Regions from separate parts of the Homo sapiens genome. Here all the other regions are linked to region 1. A link is a contact called in ENCODE Hi-C or POLR2A ChIA-PET data. All regions are on one chromosome and are shown on one strand. Each heading gives the region's core, a stretch centred on a gene start or an enhancer-like site at or near the end of the contact. The rest is flanking DNA. Distances are from core to core; before and after follow the strand shown. Region 1 holds the start of FSIP1 (fibrous sheath interacting protein 1). Region 2 holds the start of AQR (aquarius intron-binding spliceosomal factor). Region 3 holds the start of CTDSPL2 (CTD small phosphatase like 2). Region 4 holds the start of GOLM2 (golgi membrane protein 2).

Region 1 (4,765 bases), core at 1,259-3,758:
GCTAACACGGTGAAACCCCGTCTCTACTAAAAATACAAAAAAATTAGCCGGGAGTGGTGATGGGCGCCTGTAGTCCCAGCTACTCGGGAGGCTAAGGCAGGAGAATGGCCTGAACCCGGGAGGCGGAGCTTGCAGTGAGCCGAGATTGCACCACTCCGGCCTGGGCAACAGAGCGAGACTCCGTGTCAAAAAAAGAAAAAAAAATTTATTTTATCTATTTTTCTATATCACCATTTATAGATATACGTCATGCTTTCAAACAACAGCATAATATCCCATAGATGCAGCACTTTTTTCATCAGTTCACTTAGGTGGTATATAGAATATTTGCTATTAAAAGCAATTCTAAAACTTGCTCAAAATGTATCACAGACCTAAAGTAAAACTTCACACTATAAAATTTTCTTTTTGTCGTTGTTATTGTTATTGTATTTGTAGTAAAGACAGGTTTCACTATGTTGGCCAGGCTGGTCTCGAACCCCTGACCTCAAGTGATCTGCCTGCCTCAGCCTGTCAAAGTGCTGGGATTACAGGGGTGAGCCACCGTGCCTGGCCAAAACTATAAAATTTCTAAAAAATACATGTGACTGTGGGTTAGGCAAAAATTTCTTAGATACAACATCAAAGGCATGATTCATAAAAGAAAATATGGATAAATTGGAAGGCATCAAAATTTAAAACTTGTAGTCTTCAAAAGATGTTAAGACAAGGAAAACAAAACCCAAAGACTAGGAGCAAATATTTGCAAAACACATATCTGACAAAGGACTCATATCCAGAATATATAAACAAGTATCAAGACTCAATAACAAGAAAACAAAGGATTTGGACACACACATCACCCCAGATGATGTACGGATGGCAAAAGAGCACATGAAAAGATGTTCAACATCATTACCCCTCAAAAAAATAAAATAAAAATCACAATGAGATACCACTACACACCTATTCAAATGACAAAAATTAATTTTTTAGAAAACTGACAATACCAAGTGCTGACAAAGTTGGAGAGCAACTGTAACACTCATATTGCCAATGACAATGCAAAATCATCACTTTTCAAAACTGCTTAGCAGTTTCTTATAAAGTTAAACATATATTTACCATATGACTCCACAATCTCATTCATATTTACCCAAGAAATGAAAACATATTCACACACACAAAAAAAAACCTGTACATGAATATTTATACCAGCTTCATCAATAATAGCCAACAACTGGAAAGAACTCATCCAAATATGCCTCAAGTAGGAAATGGATAAATATACTACCGTAGATCCATACAATGGACTATTACTCAGCAACATAAAGGAACAACTGATACACAGAACATGAATGAATAGCAACTGCATGATGCTAAGCTGAAAGAAGCCTGATTCAAAAGGCCACAGGGTGTTTGCTTCCATCAATATGACATTCTGGAATAGGCAAAATTACAGGAACAAAAAACTAGGAAGTTGTTGCCAGGGATGGCGTTAGGGGAGGGATTAAATACAAAGAGCACTAGGGAATTTGGGGTTCATGATGAAACTTCCGTATGCTGATTGTGGTGGTTGGTAATTACATAACTGTATACATTTGTCAAAACTCACAGAACTGTAGATTAAATGGGTGAGGCTTACCATAAGTAAGTTATACCTCAATTTTAAGTTAATATATTTGTGCCAATCTTTCTTTAGTTATGCTCATACATCCATAAAATATATTAGAATTGCTGAGTCAAAGAACACTTATGTTTCAAATTTTGGTAGTTCGCCAAATTGTACTCCAAAAAGGCTGCACCAAATTACACTACTTCCCCTACACTGGGCTGGGGCCCATCTGGTTATGTCAAAGCTGTTTCATCTTCTCCAGTCTCATAGGTGTAAAAGGTATCTGTGAATTTGGTTTACATTTCTTCACGAGAAAAGTTGAGTCTCTAATCAATTGTTTGCTGTTTGCATCTTTTTATTTTTCCTGTGAAATGCCTATTTGCATCCTTTGCCGTTTACGGTCTAGTTTAAATGGCTGGTGATCAGTTCTAGATCTTGGTGGGAAGATCCAAATCTCGGGAAAGTAGAAGCCTTGGTTACAGGTCCTAATGTTAGGTGATTCCTGGAGAAATAGCCTCCGCGGAGGCAGAAGCCGCTGGGGCCCCGCCCCCAATGAGCCCGCCCCCGCCCTCTCATTGGCCCTGTCCGCTCTCCCTGACAGTCCATCTACATGCCAAGCGGCCCGACGCAGCTCCGCCCCGCCCACTCCTCGGCGCACCGCCCCGCGACCGAGCTCCGCCCTCATCTGCGCGGCCCCTCACCTTCCCGCCGGGCCTCCTCGAGGAACTGGCCGCCGTCAGTCAGGGCGCAGATGGCCGCAGAAGCGCGCCGCAGACACTCGCCGCGCCAGCCACTTACCCCCAGAGGAGAGGGGTCTCTCCCGCCACCTCAGCCTCTCTGGTAGTGGAAGAAGCCGCCGGTCCAGATCCCTCCTGCCTGTGGGACCGCTGTTTCCCTGGCAACCAGATGCGCGATGCTTCCGGTCTCGCGATAGCGGAAAGGGCTGTACCATCCGGAAATGGGACCGGGGCCGGCGGCTGTTGGAGCCCTGCGAGCTGGGACGGCCGGCGTGTGTCCTTCCGTCTTCGCTGCCGACGGTGGGGGTTGGGAGCGATTTTTCGTCTTTAGGTTGGATTCGGAACGCGGACGTCTGGATGCTTGTGTATCTCTGTCCCTCATATTGCTGTGATGCCTTACAGGTCAGTTATCCTCTCCGAGCACAGTTTCCTCCTCCGTAAAATGGGAACAATAATAATTCCCTTCTTACAAGACTTGTGCAGCTCAAAAAGACCATGTATGTGAAGCTCTAGTAAATTTGGGGTGCTATGGAAATTTTAAAAATATGAGTTTTGCACAGATTCGGCTACAGTCCAAAAAGAGTTATAATTGCTTTTTGCACCTTCTTTCATTTCGTAGTTTCTCTAATTCTCAGTGCACGAAAATTATTTCCCTACGTCCACAAACTGATTTTCCTCACCTCCATTGCCATCATTTCTCCTGCTTTCCAGTCTGAACAGCACATTACCGTTTACAGGGCATTTTCACATTCATGGCCCCTTTGTCCTCATTGTTTTAACTAGGTACGATGTGGTTTTTTTTCAGCGAAGCAAATAGTCGTAGGCTGAGTTGCCGAAAGAACACAGCTGCAGTCTAGGCGAGTGCTGGGTATAAAAACCTGGCTATAAATGCCATCCCTATGCTCCTGAATCCTGCATCTTATCACCAGCCCAGACTTCCCTGAACTCCAGACTCCTTTACCTAACTGCCTATTTGGCATATCCACTTAGATGTGTAAGCATCTCAAACTTAACACGGGAAAAAACAACTTCTCCAGAGTCCCCCACCCACTTTCTATCCATCTCAGCAAATGGTAATTTCAGCCTGCCATGCCTAGACCAAAAACCTTGGAGTCATCCTCAATTCTTCTTCCTCTCTCACTCTACAATCTATTTGTCCTATCAGCTCAACATTCAAAATATATTCAGAATCCAAACATTCGTCACAACTTCAGTGCTTCCATTCAGGTTCATACTGACATCATCTCTAAATGATAAGGCTTTCTGTTGGCTCTCTGACCTCCACTCCTACCTACTGCTTTCCCCTGGTAAACCTGGTTCCAGCCTCACTGTCCTCATTGTTAGTGTTTCTGTGCAGGGATTTCTTCCCAGCATTTCTCAGGGAATTTATGTGGCTTTCCAAATCTCAAAAGAAAAAAAGTTGCAAACTGAAGAAAATGGGAGAAAGTATCCTAATCCTCCTATGAGAATTAAAACTTAGCAGCCGACCTAGAGATGTTACTGAAGAAATTCACCAATGTCAAGTTGAAAACCAGCACAGGAAATGCTGAGTTCGAGGTTGAGGTGAACATTTTCAGGAACCAGGTCAGGAGCACTTGGGAGAGACATGGCCACAATCTCATCAGTCAGTCTTGTTTGTAGTTGGTGCCATGAAAGCCTATGTTCCTGGCCCTGTGTGCCGCTGGCAGTGAGTCATTCTTGCAAATAAAATATAAATAGGTTGATACTCATTGTATACTTTATACAAATTCTATGAGCAGTGTTCAAAAAAGTAACGGGTTTTGGATTCAAAGTAAATCCTTAAATTGACAGTTTCCAACCCATGATTCTGGGTAGTACAGTTAACCCTGCTAGGAGATCTATTATTTGAATACTCCTCAATAATGTTCTCTGTGTTTTCCAGCATTTGAATATTTGCTATAAACCCCACTTCTTGTAAACACTTCTAAATTTAATAGTTCTCATTTTTTAAACAAAGGCTTCAGATACTTGTAATAATGAGTAAAGAATATGAAGAAGGTAGAGAATATTTTAAGAATAAGATTTTGAGAACAGCTGGTAATTCTGATTTCCTGTTTCTGCATCCCAAAGATCAGTATCTGTCAGGAATTTGGAAACACTTGTTGTTCCTCCAGTCCAAATACACACACACACACACCAGCCTGAAATACAGTTTCCCAGCTATCCACCTGGTTTGCTCCTCTCTTTCCTCAGGCGTCCGCTTCCTCAGGAGGGCCTTTCCCAACCACCCTGTATAAAATAATTATCCCCATCTCCACACTCCCTACCCTCTGTCCCCTCAACCCTGCTTTATTTTTTTATGAAGAAGAGAGATGACATTATTTGGATTTTGATATTAAACAGCTAGGTTATCTTAGGTAAATACATAAGCTTTTGTGGGCCACAGTTTCTTCATTTGAAAAATGAAGTTGGA
Region 2 (4,765 bases), core at 1,385-3,884, 4.8 Mb before region 1:
TCAGGTGATCCGTCCACCTCAGCCTCCCAAAGTGCTGGGATTACAGGTGTAATCCCACTGCGAGCCACAAGCCACCGCACCCGGCCCACCCTGGCCTTCTTTACATTCACACCTTAAGGTGTGTGTACTTGCTATTTCCTTGCTCTTCTCAAAACTGGCTCCTTCTTTGCATTCAGGTGTTAGCTCAAATGTCACCTCGGAGAGAACTTTCCTGACTGTCTTTCATACACCTCAAACCAGTCTGTCACAGCCCTGTTTCATTTTCCTCATAGCATTTATCAGTGTATGAAACTATACCGTTCATCTGTCTGGTTCTTCCCTCTAAAATGTGAGTTCCATGACAGAAGTAAACTAATAAATGACTTCTACTGCAAAAATGCAGGTATATGGGGAAAGAGACCTCTAATCTCGTTTAAGTTGTCAGGAAAAGCCTCTCTAAAGTAGTGTAGAAGGCTGAGAATGAATAAAGGAAGGTGGGGAGAAAAAAAATGAGGATTCCTAGCAGAGGAACAATGTTGAAAAGCCAGGAGATGAAAGATAGCATGGCACATTCAAATAAACGAAGTTCTGTACAGCTAAGGCACAGAGTTAGAAAGGAAGAGGAAAAAGAGGAAACTGAAGATATAAGCACAGGTCAAATCACACAACACTATGAAGGATTTCAGCCGTTAACCTAAGGGTAATTAGAATTCTTTAAAGATTTCTTTTTTTTTGCTTCGTTTTTAGACGGAGTTTTGCTCTTGTTGCCCAGGCTGGAGTGCAATGGTGCGATCTTGGCTCATTGCAACCTCCGCCTCCCGGGTTCAAGCAATTCTCCTGCCTCAGCCTCCCGAGTAGCTGGGATTACAGGCATGCACCACCAAGCCTGCCTACTTTTGTATTTTTAGTAGAGACAGGGTTTCTCCATGTTGGTCAGGCTGGTCTCGAACTCCCGACCTCAGGTGATCGACCTGCCACGGCCTCCCAAAGTGCTGGGATTACAGGCATGAGCCATCGCGCCCGGCTGAAGATTTTAAGGACAGCCAGCCTTAGTGTAGTCCCTGTAGTCCTAGCTACAAGGGAGGCTGAGGTGGAAGGCTCACTGGAGCCCAGCCAACATAGTGAGACCCTATCTTGAAAGAAGAAAAGGAAGGAAAGGAAGGAAGAGATTTTTTTTTTTTTTTGAGACGGAGTCTCGCACTGTTGCCCAGGCTGGAGTGCAGTGGCGCGATCTCGGCTCACTGCAAGCTCCGCCTCCCGGGTTCACGCCATTCTCCTGCCTCAGCCTCCCGAGTAGCTGGGACCAAAGGCACCTGCCACCATGCCCGGCTAATTTTTTTTCTTTTTATTTTTAGTAGAGACGGGGTTTCACCGTGTTAGCCAGGATGGTCTCGATCTCCTGACCTCGTGATCCGCCCGCCTCGGCCTCCCAAAGTGCTGGGATTACAGGCGTGAGCCCCTGCGCCCGGCCGGAAGGCAGAAATTTTAAGAAGGCAAGTGATATGATGAGATTTGCACTTGTATGAAATCACTCGGAAAGCAACATGAAGAATGGGCTAGAGCAGAGCAAGAGGAAGGACAATATAACAGATTACGATACCTTGGTCCAGGCAGAAAACAATGGCAACCAAGCTTAGGGTGACAGAGATGTAGAACACCAGATAGATTCAAAAGATATTTAGAATGTAGAAATGTAGGGACTAAGGGAAAGGGAGGATTCAAAATCACTCCCTAGGCTTCTGCCCTGGCAAATCTGTTGAGACAAGGAATAAAGAATAAAGAAGCAGGTGGGCATGATAACTTCTACATTGAACTACTTACACTCTTATGCAATTCACAAATAAATAATAAGAATGAGGAATGATGCTGACAACCACAGGACTGTGGTTCCCTATCCAAAGCCAACTGTGGCTCACAATGCAAGATAGTAAACAGATTCTAAATGAACGCTCTCAAACTACAGAATTACTCTGTTTTTAGATAGGTCTATTTGGAGGTGTCTTGTCAGTTTCTCATCGCTGCTCAAAAACTCAGGACACTCTAAGGACCAGGAAAAAGCCTACTCCTACTTGAAGAGGCAGTCCAGCATCACTCTGCTGCGAAGCCTACTTGCCAGTCTCAGATAGACTGGGGTGTTCCCTCCTCTCTGAATCCATTGCTCCTGAGACAAACTCCAACACAGCAAAACTCATACAGTAGTTTTATTTTCATGCGTCTGTCTTCCTTGGGCCATGAACTCCCCAGGGCAGGGCAGCTTCTTTCACCACGGTATGCCCAGCACCTAGCATAGTGGCCGGCACGGAGCTGATACTCAGTAAAAAGACGTGTGTGAATCAATTAACAAACGAATGCCTCCTCCGGACTCCTAAATCCTGAAAAAAAACCCCACCACCAGGCCTCGGGGCCACGACGTCCATACCCACTCACACACACCAGACTCGCCCGAGCTCACCTGGGTCACGAACTCCGCATTGATTTGGGACACCGTAGGGGCCACGATCTTCTTGGGCTGCGCAGGGGCTGCCATGGCAGCACTCTTCCCTCCACTCCAGTGGAAACTAAAGGACCGCTCTGGGCAGCGGCAACCCTGGTCCACTTCCCTTAAGTTACTGCCGGGGCGCTTAACTCCGCGCCGCACAAACGCTCCGGGCCGGATATCCTCAGCCTTCAGAGTCCCGTAGGGAACCCGTACAACAGCCCAAGCGTTCCTCGGGAAGCGGAATGGCGTGTAGCCGGAAGTTCATGCAGGCGTTGGGGCTGAGCTAGCGAGCCAAGAGCTTTGACCTCCTCTGTACACGCCCTCTAGCGGGCGGCAGAGAGAAGACACCTCGCTGGCGGGATTAGGAGGGCAAGGGAGGGACCCGGTGGATGGTGTTGGGTGGGGTTTCTCGTGGTTAGTGAAGAGTGCCGTGTGCGGTGAATGGGGATTTAGTTTTTTTTCAACCCTAAAGAAAAAACAAAACAAAACAAAAAAAACAGCCTGGGAATATGGGCTGGGTTTTAACTGCCCTTAACAGTGTTTTAGTTTAGTTTTGTTTTTTTTGAGACGGAGTTTCGCTCTTGTTGCCCAGGCTGCAATGCAATGGTGCAATCTCGGCTCACAGCAACCTCTGCCTCCCGGGTTCAAGCGATTCTCCTGCCTCAGCCTCCCGTGTTGTTGGGATTACAGGCATGCGCCACCATGCACAGCTAATTTTTGTATTTTTAGTAGACACAGGGTTTCTCCGTATTGGTCAGGCTGGTCTCGAACTCACCAACTTTAGGTAATCCGCCTGCCTCAGGGTCCCAAAGTGCAGGGATTACAGGCCTTAACAGTTTTATGGAGGTAAAAATTGACATACAATAACCCAGCCAGGCGCGGTAGTCACGCCTGTAATCCCAGCGTTTTGGGAGGCTGAAGCTGGCCGATTGCCTGAGGTCAGGAGTTTGAGACCAGCCTGGCTAACATGGTGAAAACCCATCTCTACTAAAAAACAAAATTTAGCCGGGCGTGGTGGCGCGCGCCTGTAGTTCCAGCTACTCGGATTCAGGAGAATAATCACTTGAAGCTGGGAGGCGGAGGTTGCAGTGAGCCGAGATTGCGCCATTGCACTCCAGCTTGGTGACAGAGCGAGACTAGCCTCAAAAAATAAAAATAAAATAATAATAAAAATAATTCACATACAATAACCCACACATATTTAGGTTGTAAAATTTGATGCGTTTTGACATGAACATACATTTGTGAAACTATTGCCAAAATCATAATGAGCATATCAAAGCCTCTAAAAGTTTCCTCGTGAACTTTTGCTATCTGTGCCTTTCACTGTTCCCACCCACTTTTCAGGCAACCACTGATCTGCTTTCTGTCACTATAGTTTGCTTTTCATGGAATTTTATATAAATGAAATAATACAGTGCATGCCTTCTTTCACTCAACGAAATGATTTTGAGATGGATTCATGTTGTTGCATGTATCAGTAGTTCATTCCTTTTTTATTGCTTAACATTCGTTCCATTTTACTGATATACCACAGTTTGATAAACTATTCATCTGCTGATAGACATTTGAGTTGTTCCAAGTTCTCAGTTATTACAAATAAAGCCACTATGAGCATTTGTGTATAAGTCTTCATGTGGACATATACTTCCTTTGCTCTTAAATACTTAGGAGTGAAATATTTGGGTTATACGATAGGTGTGTTTGTTTGTTTGTTGTTTGTTTGAGATGGAGTCTTGCTCTGTCGCCCGGGCTGGAGTGCAATGGCGTGATCTCGGATCACTGCAACCTCTGCCTCCTGGGATCAAGAGATTCTCCTGCCTCAGGCTCCTGAGTAGCTGGGATTACAGGCAACGCGCCATCACACCTGACTAGTTTTTGTATTTTTAGTAGAGACGGGGTTTCACCATGTTGGTCAGGCTGGTCTTGAACTCCTAAGCTCGTGATCTGCCCACTTTGACCTCCCAAAGTGCTGGGATTACAGGCATAAGCCACTGCACCCGGCAAGTATATGTTTAAGTTTTTAGAAACTGCCATCTTTCTAAAGTAGTACTATTTTACATTCACATCAGGAGCATATAATTCTAGTTTGTTCTCCACCTCGTCAACACTTAATATGGACAATTTTTTTTAAATTTTTAAGTTCAAGGGCACATGTGCAGGATGGGCAGGTTTGTTACATAGGTAAAGGTGTGTCATAGGGGTTCATTGTACAAATTATTTCATCACTCAGGTATTAAGCCCAGTATACATTAGTTATTTTTTCTGATCCTCTCCCTCCACCCACCCAACCCTCTGGAAGGCCCC
Region 3 (4,765 bases), core at 1,435-3,934, 4.6 Mb after region 1:
TCCCACCTCACCCTACCAAAGTGCTGTGATTATGGCCTGGCCCTAAACTTACCAAATGTAACAATGGTAATAATATTGCCATAAGAGGTGGTATAATGAGCAGAATAGGGGCTTGAGTCTCTATTATATTTCTTACTAGATGATTGTGACTGTCTTTGGATATGGCATGTTTTTCTTCTTTTTTCAAATTTCAGTGTCTTCAACTGAAAGGCAGGGAACAAATACCACCTATTTTACCTACCTCATAGGGTTGTTAGAGAATCAAAATGCATATAAAAGTGCTCTTTGGAAATAGCGTATTTTACTTAAGTTTTAGGAACGTGAAGGTTTGAAATAACGATTTCTTGGAAATTTTTTCCCCCAGAAATATTTCTAATTTTTACCTGATTTAAAAATAACTTTATTAGCCAGTCCTCGGTACTGGGAGGCTGAGGTGGGAGGATCACTTGAGCCCAGGTGTTTAAGGATGCAGTGAGTTATGATCATGCCACTGCACTCAAGCCAGGGGTACAGAGGAAGTCCTTGTCTCTAAACAAAAAGCAAAACAAAACTTTAGGGGCTGTGTGCAGTAGCTCAGGCCCGTAATCCCAGCACTTTGGGAGGCCAAGGCAGGAAGATGGCTTGAACCATGGATTTTGAGGTTGCAATGAGCTTTAATTACTTCAGCCTGGGGAATGGAGTGAGACCCTGTCTCTAAAAATAAATAAATAAATAAAATAAACTTTAGTAATAATGGGGTAACTGTTTAGTTGGTATTTTACTGCTTTCCATGATACACTCTGGATAAACTAATTATTTGTTGGATTCCATTGAACTTTTCAGGAATCTATTTTTGTGTGTGTGGACTGTTACTATTAATAGTTCTGTGCTGTGTATACCACCAGCTCCCAATAAATGTCGCATTCAGAGCATTTTTGCACTAGGAAGATTTAGGGTGCAAATGAACTCTGACAGAAGAATCTGTAGTATACAAGGTTTTCAGAAGACAACCCACCTGCTCCATACTTCGAAATAATGAGATTCACAACGGTATGTTATTTCTGCTTACTTCTCAGCCTCTCTTGCCATCTTCCCCCTGCCCTCCCATCCTCTTTTCTTAGCGCACAGAACTACTTCTCCAATGGCTCAACACAGTCTCATCTTTGGACTTTTCCGTCTGTTGTTTCCTTTACCCAGACACTCTTCCCCTGCAACACACACTCCTCCTTTTTGTCTCAGATGTTATCTTACGAAACCTTCCCAGACCCCCTCGCCGGCACTCTCATGTGTTTTACAACGCCTATCATGCCATCCTTGTATTCGCTTTATCAGTTTTTAAATTCTGTTTACTTGGGTGTCTTCTTCAATAGATTATGATCTTTGGCCGGGCGCGGTGGCTCACGCCTGTAATACCAGCACTTTGGGAGGCCGAAGCGGGCGGATCACGAGGTCAGGAGTACGAGACCAGCCTGACCAACGTGGTGAAACCCCGTCTCTACTAAAAATACAAAAATTAGCCGGTCGTGGTGGCGCGCGCCTGTAATCCCAGCTTCTCGGGGGGCTGAGGCAGAAGAATCGCTTGAACCCGGGAGGTGGAGGTTTGAGCCGAGATCGCGCCACTGCACTCCATCCTGGGCGACAGAGTGAAGACTCCGTCTCGAAAAAAAAAAAAAATCATTACCTTTGGGGAAGGCAGTATCCGTGTCTGCCTGGCTCACTGTTTTACCCGTCGCACCTAGTTATTTTTTCAATAAATATTTCTTGATTGAATAAGGAGAGTGGCTTGGAGTTTCAGTGAAAAATGTTCTTCCAAACACTAGGCTTGGTTTTCCGATACCCCACTAGAACTGGATTCTCTGGACTGATACATTTTCACTCTGTGGAGCTGACCGTCCTTTGACCTAGGGTCGCAGGTGGGAGCCCACTGGCCTGAAAGATCCGAGTTTTCAACCTGCAGAATCACCGCCAACATAGGGTTGAGTCGAAGGGCATGAATATTTATGATCCAAAAGCGACTGCTACGCCCTCTAGGCAATGAGCTGGAAAGGGAACCTTCAAGGGCCACCGAAATCCCAGGAAAGGCGCCAGATTCGCTTTCTCCCGGCCTCAGGCAGCTCTCCCTACGAACTACCTCCTCCAGCGCGCCAAGCCGTTAGTCCCGCCTTATCCCCTCAGCTCCACCTACCCAGCGCGCCCACAGTTACTAAACCCTAGCCGCCAGGGTGCACTACGCGTTCCTAAGCCCCGCCTCCGGGGCAAGGGCGCGCTCCCCCTCCCAGCTCTGCCCAAGCAGTTCCGTTAGGAGCGGGAGGAAAAACCGTCCTTCGGGTCCCCGCCTCTCCACTCCTAACGCTTTACTCCCTACTCCCCCTGCGACCACTACACAGCCGGCTACGGAGGCCCCTAATGTACAAATATCCCCCAGGCCCTTGCTCATCCTGATAGGTTTTGTCCTTTCTTAATCGACCCAGTACTAAGGCCTTGTGTTCAGTTTTTCTCCAGGATTCAGACTAGAGAGTTTCTTCCGGCGTAAGGAACTTCAACGCTCTTCACGGAAGTAAAAGTGTTTTTTTGGTTGTTGTTGCCGTTGTGGCTGCCCGCATTCCTTCCCTCCCACCTCGCGGAATTGTGGCGGGAGGGGGAGGAGGAAGTCAGGGCGCCTGCGCGGAGAGGCCGCTTTCCATCCGGGTCCCTGTCCGTGCGGTGCAGCAGGTCGGTAGGCGGGAAATGGCGACTGGCTGAAGGAGCTGGTTCTGTTGCTGCTGCGGGGTAAGCGGGAAAGACACCACACATTGCGCAGTCGGGACCATCGCCGGAGCCTGAGGACACTTCTCTGTCGTCACAGTTAGGTAATCCCCTTCGTCCAGACGCCGCCGCTGCTTCCAATCTCAGTCCTCCTCCTCTTCCAGGGCCGTCTGCCGGGATCTCCTCCCCTTCTAAACCTGGTCCTCCAGCGGCTCTGGCGCCTTGGTAGGCATGCACTCTTTGGCGCCTCGTACGTCCACTGTGCGGAGCCGCTCCTGTCTGGACTTTCCCCTGGGAACAGAAAGGGAGCTCACTTCCCGCCAGCTTCACCTCTTAGGTTGCGGCCTGCGTTGTGATTTCTGGGGTTAGATTTCACTTTGCTACCCACCCCCACTCCGATCTCAAGTTCCTAGTCCCCAACCTCTGGGTAATTAAGTTAGAAGTTTAGCTTTTTTTAACCTTTTTGGCCCACCTCATGTTTTCAGCATTTCATTCTTTGGAGTAGGGTGCTTTTAGGGGGGCGTTGCTCTTATCTCAGTTCTTATAAACACCTTTTCAGAATCTGGAAGAAGGGATTTGACTAAGTTCTGTTTATCTTTTGTACTGTTAAAATCTCGAGTTGACATTGTTACTTTTTCAAATCGGGAGTGGTAGTAAAGAACAGTCCATGTGGAAGGCGTCTGGTTTCCACAGTGGTCAGTTAAAGAGTGAACCTTATTATCCTTAATATTCTCTGCTTTCTTTGGATTTTAAATGTCTGTATGGGTGTTTACTTTTGCATTCTTGACCAGAGTTCTGTGGTAAATAATTGCATAAGTAAATCTTGTTTATTTACTTCTCACCCTAGTGGTGGCTGGATGTGTGAATGATGTTAAACACTTCAGCGTACCTTAGGGAAACCTAAAGAGATCTAAGAGCTCGTAAACTTACCTGAGATCCTGAAATGAAACGTACTCAGTAGATGTTCCTCCGAGGCAGGGATTTATCTTCCTAATGCTGGTAACGCAGTACCAAGATGAATTTCTTCAGTGGGTATACAAATTAGTGACTTGAAATGATGGATTTATCTGTGTAATTTTCAAATTGTAGATTGCTTTGTCTCCCCATTCTTCGCCCAGTTTTAAATTTTCGTTCCTGGTCCATTTTTTATTCTTAGAAAAGGGAAATGGCGTGTTAAAGCTAGTTTTACTATATTTCTTTACTTTTTCTTTCCTTTTTTTTAAATTACATTGCAGACCAATTGTTCATAAAGAGAAGTAATAAGGAGGCTGTTGGTGTTTTCGGAATTTATTAATCATGTTGAATTTGGGATCTTTGTAGGTTTTTTTGTTTTCACTAATCAAATTAAAATTTTAAAAACTGTTCACATTGAATATCAGTTGATATTTATAACTCAGGTTTTCAGTTCTGGATAGGTCCAGTTTAGAGAATTTCACTATTGTTTGCACGATGTTATGGTTAATTTTCAATAATAAACAGGAACACACAAACATTATTATAATCCTCATTTGGTAGACTTTGCCCAAGGTCATAAAGAAAGTCAAGGCAAAAGGTAGCTCTTATGTGAAGGAGTTTTTTAGGATTAAGTTGAGCTTCATACTTTCCTAAGGCGAATAGAATAGTGGAGGTACAGGCACGTTAACTACTTGCCGAGTCAGTTTATTTAAAAAATGGAGCCAAATATGCAACTTAAAGGGATCTTAAATCATTGGTCTAGTGTGTAGGTTTTGTCTGTATTTTAATGACCTTTTTGGGTAGTTAATAGCGTTAATGTTTTTAATAAAAATTAGTTTGCAGCTAGCTGAGTGAGCATTGTAGACCTTGTTTTCAAGAGTTCTCCTAAATTGTTTAGTACTACGTGCATTCAGTACTTGCACTCTTTTAATGCTTTCTCAGAGTTGAAAGAACGTATAAGCTGGCTGGGTGGGGTGGCTCACGCCTGTAATCCCAGCACTTTGGGAGGCCAAGGCAGGCGGATCACAAGATCAGGAGTTCGAGAACAGCCTGGCCAACATAGTGAAACTCCATCTCTACTAAAAAT
Region 4 (4,765 bases), core at 696-3,195, 4.5 Mb after region 1:
GTGTTTTGTACAATATTTATACTTTTAGATTTGCCTATGTAAAAATGAAAACACTCGTGGGAACAGTAAATCTTAAGTAGTTAACATAACTTTATAGAATAATTTTTTTTTCTCTTCAGACGGAGTCTCACTCTGTTGCCCAAGGTGGGGTGCAATGGCACGATCTCGGCTCACTGCAACCTCTGCCTCACCGATTCAAGTGATTCTCCTGCCTCAGCCTCCCGAGTAGCTGAGGCTACAGGGGTGAGCCACCGCGCCCGGCCTAGAATAATTTTCGATTGCTGGTTGAGCAGAGCAAGGCCAATATGAGTTGAGGAAAGCAGAGATGGAAAGGCTCTTTATAGTTAATGATTTCTCATTTTTGCTTTGCTTCCTTTTGCCAAAGTCGGCTTGTCATCTGAGAGTGGAGAGGATTTGTTAGATCTTATGAAGCCAGAGCTCACTTCTGATGTGAACCAAGTATTAATAATTTTGGTGGTGGTTTTCTGTACTGCATCTGAGAGAGTAATCATTGTTCTTTGAAGATGCAATAATTCTACGCTACTACGGGACTTAGGGAAATAATTTTTGAGGATAGGAAGCACAGAATAATTAAGATGACAAGTCTTCCTGCCTCAAAATCATATCACTCTGATTCGAATAAAAAATACCAAGGTTTTTCCTTCTTGAGGTTTTATACTCATGGAAGTTCTTCAACCTGAGGTCTGAAAAATAAGGCAACCCCATCCTCTCCTTAAACAGGTTAGAGCCAGTACCTTTTTATTTCTCTATGCACGGACAAAATAATTATGCAAAAAAAAAAAAGAGGCAGGTTTTGTTTTTTTTTTTGCACTACTGAAATTCACACTTAACATATAAACAATCTGCTATATGCAGACAGCACTGGTGTTTAGAGTTCAATGATCTGGATTCAAGCCTATTTAAAACCAGATAAGAGAAAGTTCCCAAACATCTATGTGTCTTGGATTCTTCATCTGTAAAATTGCGTTGTTGAGAAGATAATATGAGACTAGGCGCGCAAAACAATTTGTTAGAGCTATTATTTCTAACCCGGAATGTGTTCGCTGGCAGTAACAGTGCATTAGTTACGATTCATCGAGGGCAGCTTCTGGACTTTCTGTTTGGAAGCCCAGCTGAGGCAAAAGCAGCAGTGCGTTTAAAAATTGGAGCTCGCCACATTCTGAAATTCTTTCGGTTCGTGAAAGCAGTAACCTAGGAAACGAGACTGGCACCACCCCTTTCAGTCCTAAAGCTTGGTTTCTCCCGCTTTTCTCCATTATGTTTAGGGCATCGCTATTTTACAGTCTTTTTGTTTTTTCTTTCCACATCATTAGCACAAAAGAGAAATTCCCCTTCTACAGAAGCAAGTACAAAACCTTTCTAGTCGCTCCTTTTTGGCAGCAGCTCACCTACTATTTTTTTCTATTCCGCGGTCGCAGCCCCAGACGTCCTCAAAGACAAATATTTTCGCGAGGGCCAGTGTAGGGCAGGAACTCCCTAGGCCTTGAATCAAGGGAATCCAGTAGATAACAACAGAAAGGACTCCGACCCAGGTACCTGAGACATCTGAGACCGCCAAAATTAACACAACACCCTACGCGACAGAGAAAACTCTGGGCGGGGAGAGAGAAAGAGAGCGAGCGAGCGAGAGAGAGAGAGAGCGAGAGAGAGAGAGAGAGAGAGAGAGAGAGAGAGAGAGAGAGAGAGAAAGAGAGCGAGCGAGAGAGAGCGAGAGAGCGAGAGAGCGAGAGAGCGAGAGAGCGAGAGAGAGAGAGAGAGAGAGAGAGAGAGAGAGAGAGAGAGAGAGAGAGAGAGAGAGACGAGAGGAAGCAACGTTCTCGCGACAAGAGGGGTGTCGACGGAAACTCGGAAATGGTCCCCTAGACGACCCGGCCCCAGCTAGTGGGTGGGGCCAGGGTACATCCGCCCCTTTCCGGTTTTTTTCCCCGCCTCCCAACCGTGAGGTGTTGGGTTTGGGGGACGCTGGCAGCTGGGTTCTCCCGGTTCCCTTGGGCAGGTGCAGGGTCGGGTTCAAAGCCTCCGGAACGCGTTTTGGCCTGATTTGAGGAGGGGGGCGGGGAGGGACCTGCGGCTTGCGGCCCCGCCCCCTTCTCCGGCTCGCAGCCGACCGGTAAGCCCGCCTCCTCCCTCGGCCGGCCCTGGGGCCGTGTCCGCCGGGCAACTCCAGCCGAGGCCTGGGCTTCTGCCTGCAGGTGTCTGCGGCGAGGCCCCTAGGGTACAGCCCGATTTGGCCCCATGGTGGGTTTCGGGGCCAACCGGCGGGCTGGCCGCCTGCCCTCTCTCGTGCTGGTGGTGCTGCTGGTGGTGATCGTCGTCCTCGCCTTCAACTACTGGAGCATCTCCTCCCGCCACGTCCTGCTTCAGGAGGAGGTGGCCGAGCTGCAGGGCCAGGTCCAGCGCACCGAAGTGGCCCGCGGGCGGCTGGAAAAGCGCAATTCGGACCTCTTGCTGTTGGTGGACACGCACAAGAAACAGATCGACCAGAAGGAGGCCGACTACGGCCGCCTCAGCAGCCGGCTGCAGGCCAGAGAGGGCCTCGGGAAGAGATGCGAGGATGACAAGGTAAGGACGACCCTTTTCTCTTCAAACCCCATGGTTTCTTTTCTCCCCGGGGTCTGGGGCGGGATGTTAATCCGCTAGCTGTTGTCTTATGCCTTCCAGTATTTCAGTCCTGAAGGCTCCTTTCACCCCCAACAACCCTGTTTCTGTCAGACTTTTCCCAGTTTATCAGTGCCACGTTCTCTGGTCCCTGCCAGAAAAAAATGACTGTAAATTCTGGTTCTCAAGAGTGGACTGTGTGCAGATGCTGCCTATTCTCTAAGCTCAGCTGGTGAGTTGGCAGTAGTAATCATCTGGCCTGTGTGGCCCCCTTACCTTCAAAGACACACAAATCTGGCGACTGCCAGGTTTGGTGTGGTTATTGTCTCATTTTTATTCCGTGCACACTGATCAATATTAATTTCGTTATTTAAAGAACGAAGCCGCCTCTGACTCCTCTACTTATGGTAGTCATCATATATTTTTTAAGCTGTGTGACTTTTAAAATCTCTATAGGGTGATGTATTGAATAACTAAATAATCAGCTATGACTGCCTTTTTGTGATCAAAATGTTATGATAGATGGGCCCTCGAGCTATATGTGAGACACACTTGTGTCTTGGACATAGTTGATCCATCATTATCTACTCAATTTGAATTGTTAATGAAATCAGCCAAAAGATTAGAATCTGAAAATAAATTTTAAGCAGTGGAATGTCATGTCAGTGTCTTCATTGAAAGAAAATAGAATGAAATTTTGTATAGCTAAGTTGCTATTAGGGTTGGTGTTTTATGCAGATGGAAAACTATACAAAGTTTTAAATATAAAAAGTTTAAAATTGAACTGTAATCATACTTGCTACTAAATAATCCTTGTTTTCATTAGCTCATTGGTAACTATATTAATAGTTTATGACTTAGCAACTTCTGTAGGTATAGTAGAGTTATGAAAATTTCTGGGCAGGATAGTAGATGCCTTTCTATACACTTCTTTGGTAATCTTCACATTTTTGTGTGTAAATGCCCATTATAATTACAAGTTTTACTTTGCATATCAAAATCACTTAAGGGTAAGTCATTATGAATTAAACTGTCTGTGAGCTTCTAACTTTCCTGTTGACAGCCTCTACCTGGCTTTCTTATTTCATGAAGATTAAGGCCCTCAGCTAAGTGCTTCCCTATAACCCCCTCCTCTTCACCATAACATAGACATGCTATGATAGGGTCAAGGAATCAGTACATTTATATGTGCGCTGCATGCTTAACTCTAAAGACTGAAAAACTCTCGGGCAGAGTAGGTAGAAATCCATGAAAGTTTGGAGTATTAAAGTAAGGTCTTCCTACTTGGCATGGTTGAGCATTACAATTCACATTCTTCTCTCTGGTCTCAAAGGAAAGTCTCTTGTTGTAATTAATACTCTTGATTCCATTCTTTCATCCATTGGACTTTTTGTTGTTGTCGTTGTTGTTGTTGTTGTTGTTTTTTGAGACGGAGTTTTGTTTTTGTTGCCCAGGCAGGAGTGCAATGGCGTGATCTCAGCTCACTGCAACCTCCGCCCCCCCGGGGTTCAAGCAATTCTCCTGCTTCAGCCTCCTGAGTAGCTGGGATTACAGGCATGCACCACCACGCCTGGCTAATTTTGTATTTTTAGTAGAGAAGGGGTTTCTCAATGTTGGTCAGGCTGGTCTTGAACTACCAACCTCAGGTGATCCGCCCGCCTCAGCCTCCCAAAGTGCTGGGATTACAGGTGTGAGCCACCATGCCCAGCCTCTTTTTTTTTTTTTTTTTTTAAAGAGACAGGGTCTCATTGTGTTGCCCAGGCTGGAGTGCAGTAGCTGTTACACAGGCATGATGCACTATAGCATTGAAATCCTGAGCTCAAGTGATCCTCCTGCTTCAGCCTCTGAGTAGCTGGGACTGCAGGTGTGCACCACCTTGCCCAGCTCTACTGAACTGTCTCTTTCAGTTTGTTTCACTTTTTACCTTCAACAGTATGTGGGTGTCCCCTGTTCTCAGTAAAGGAAAAAAAATCTGTATATTCCTTTCTCCCAACCAACCCATTTGTTTTTTCACTTTCATTGCTAAAGTCAAATTATTGATGGTCTACAAATGTTCCATCTACCTATTTTTTCATAACCATCCTAATCTTAAAATGTCTGCCATCTTTCTTTCCTCCCCTTTTTTGAAACTATTCTCTTGAAGGTC

The links. A loop is a pair of places that touch in the nucleus more often than their neighbours do. ChIA-PET counts read pairs that join two places held with the same protein, here RNA polymerase II (POLR2A). Pooled maps may share reads with other maps.
Region 2: a pooled map shows a loop between it and region 1 (10-fold over the local background). The contact joins the promoter of AQR here to the promoter of FSIP1 in region 1. A Hi-C loop is called at or near these places in 6 of 50 pooled maps.
Region 3: a loop to region 1 is called in a map of gastrocnemius medialis, with 11 times the contacts of the local background. The contact joins the promoter of CTDSPL2 here to the promoter of FSIP1 in region 1. A Hi-C loop is called at or near these places in 2 of 168 maps with a recorded cell type or tissue (ascending aorta and gastrocnemius medialis) and 7 of 50 pooled maps.
Region 4: a map of CD8-positive, alpha-beta T cell shows a loop between it and region 1 (17-fold over the local background). The contact joins the promoter of GOLM2 here to the promoter of FSIP1 in region 1. A Hi-C loop is called at or near these places in 1 of 168 maps with a recorded cell type or tissue (CD8-positive, alpha-beta T cell) and 7 of 50 pooled maps. POLR2A ChIA-PET finds 5 or more read pairs at or near these places in 1 of 52 experiments (HEK293).

The regions. Positions count from the first base shown.
Region 1 is chr15:39,780,333-39,785,097 of GRCh38, forward strand. FSIP1 (fibrous sheath interacting protein 1) reads right to left here and starts at 2,509. Exons shown (of 12, transcript NM_152597.5): 1 at 2,296-2,509. LOC105370941 (a long non-coding RNA gene) reads left to right here and starts at 2,574. Exons shown (of 1, transcript NR_135665.1): 1 at 2,574-4,765. RefSeq lists a silencer at 2,139-2,318 and an enhancer at 2,619-2,748.
Region 2 is chr15:34,967,108-34,971,872 of GRCh38, forward strand. AQR (aquarius intron-binding spliceosomal factor) reads right to left here and starts at 2,635. Exons shown (of 35, transcript NM_014691.3): 1 at 2,432-2,635. The coding sequence starts at 2,506. RefSeq lists enhancers at 696-1,260, 2,429-2,578, 2,629-2,738.
Region 3 is chr15:44,424,945-44,429,709 of GRCh38, forward strand. CTDSPL2 (CTD small phosphatase like 2) reads left to right here and starts at 2,685. Exons shown (of 13, transcript NM_016396.3): 1 at 2,685-2,828. LOC124903479 (a long non-coding RNA gene) reads left to right here. Exons shown (of 3, transcript XR_007064605.1): 2 at 823-1,029; 3 at 1,350-1,373. RefSeq lists enhancers at 1,587-2,194, 1,849-2,078, 2,195-2,802, 2,359-2,738, 2,803-3,409.
Region 4 is chr15:44,286,774-44,291,538 of GRCh38, forward strand. GOLM2 (golgi membrane protein 2) reads left to right here and starts at 1,946. Exons shown (of 10, transcript NM_138423.4): 1 at 1,946-2,583. The coding sequence starts at 2,257. RefSeq lists enhancers at 1,005-1,911, 1,293-1,362, 1,758-2,052 and a silencer at 1,863-2,222.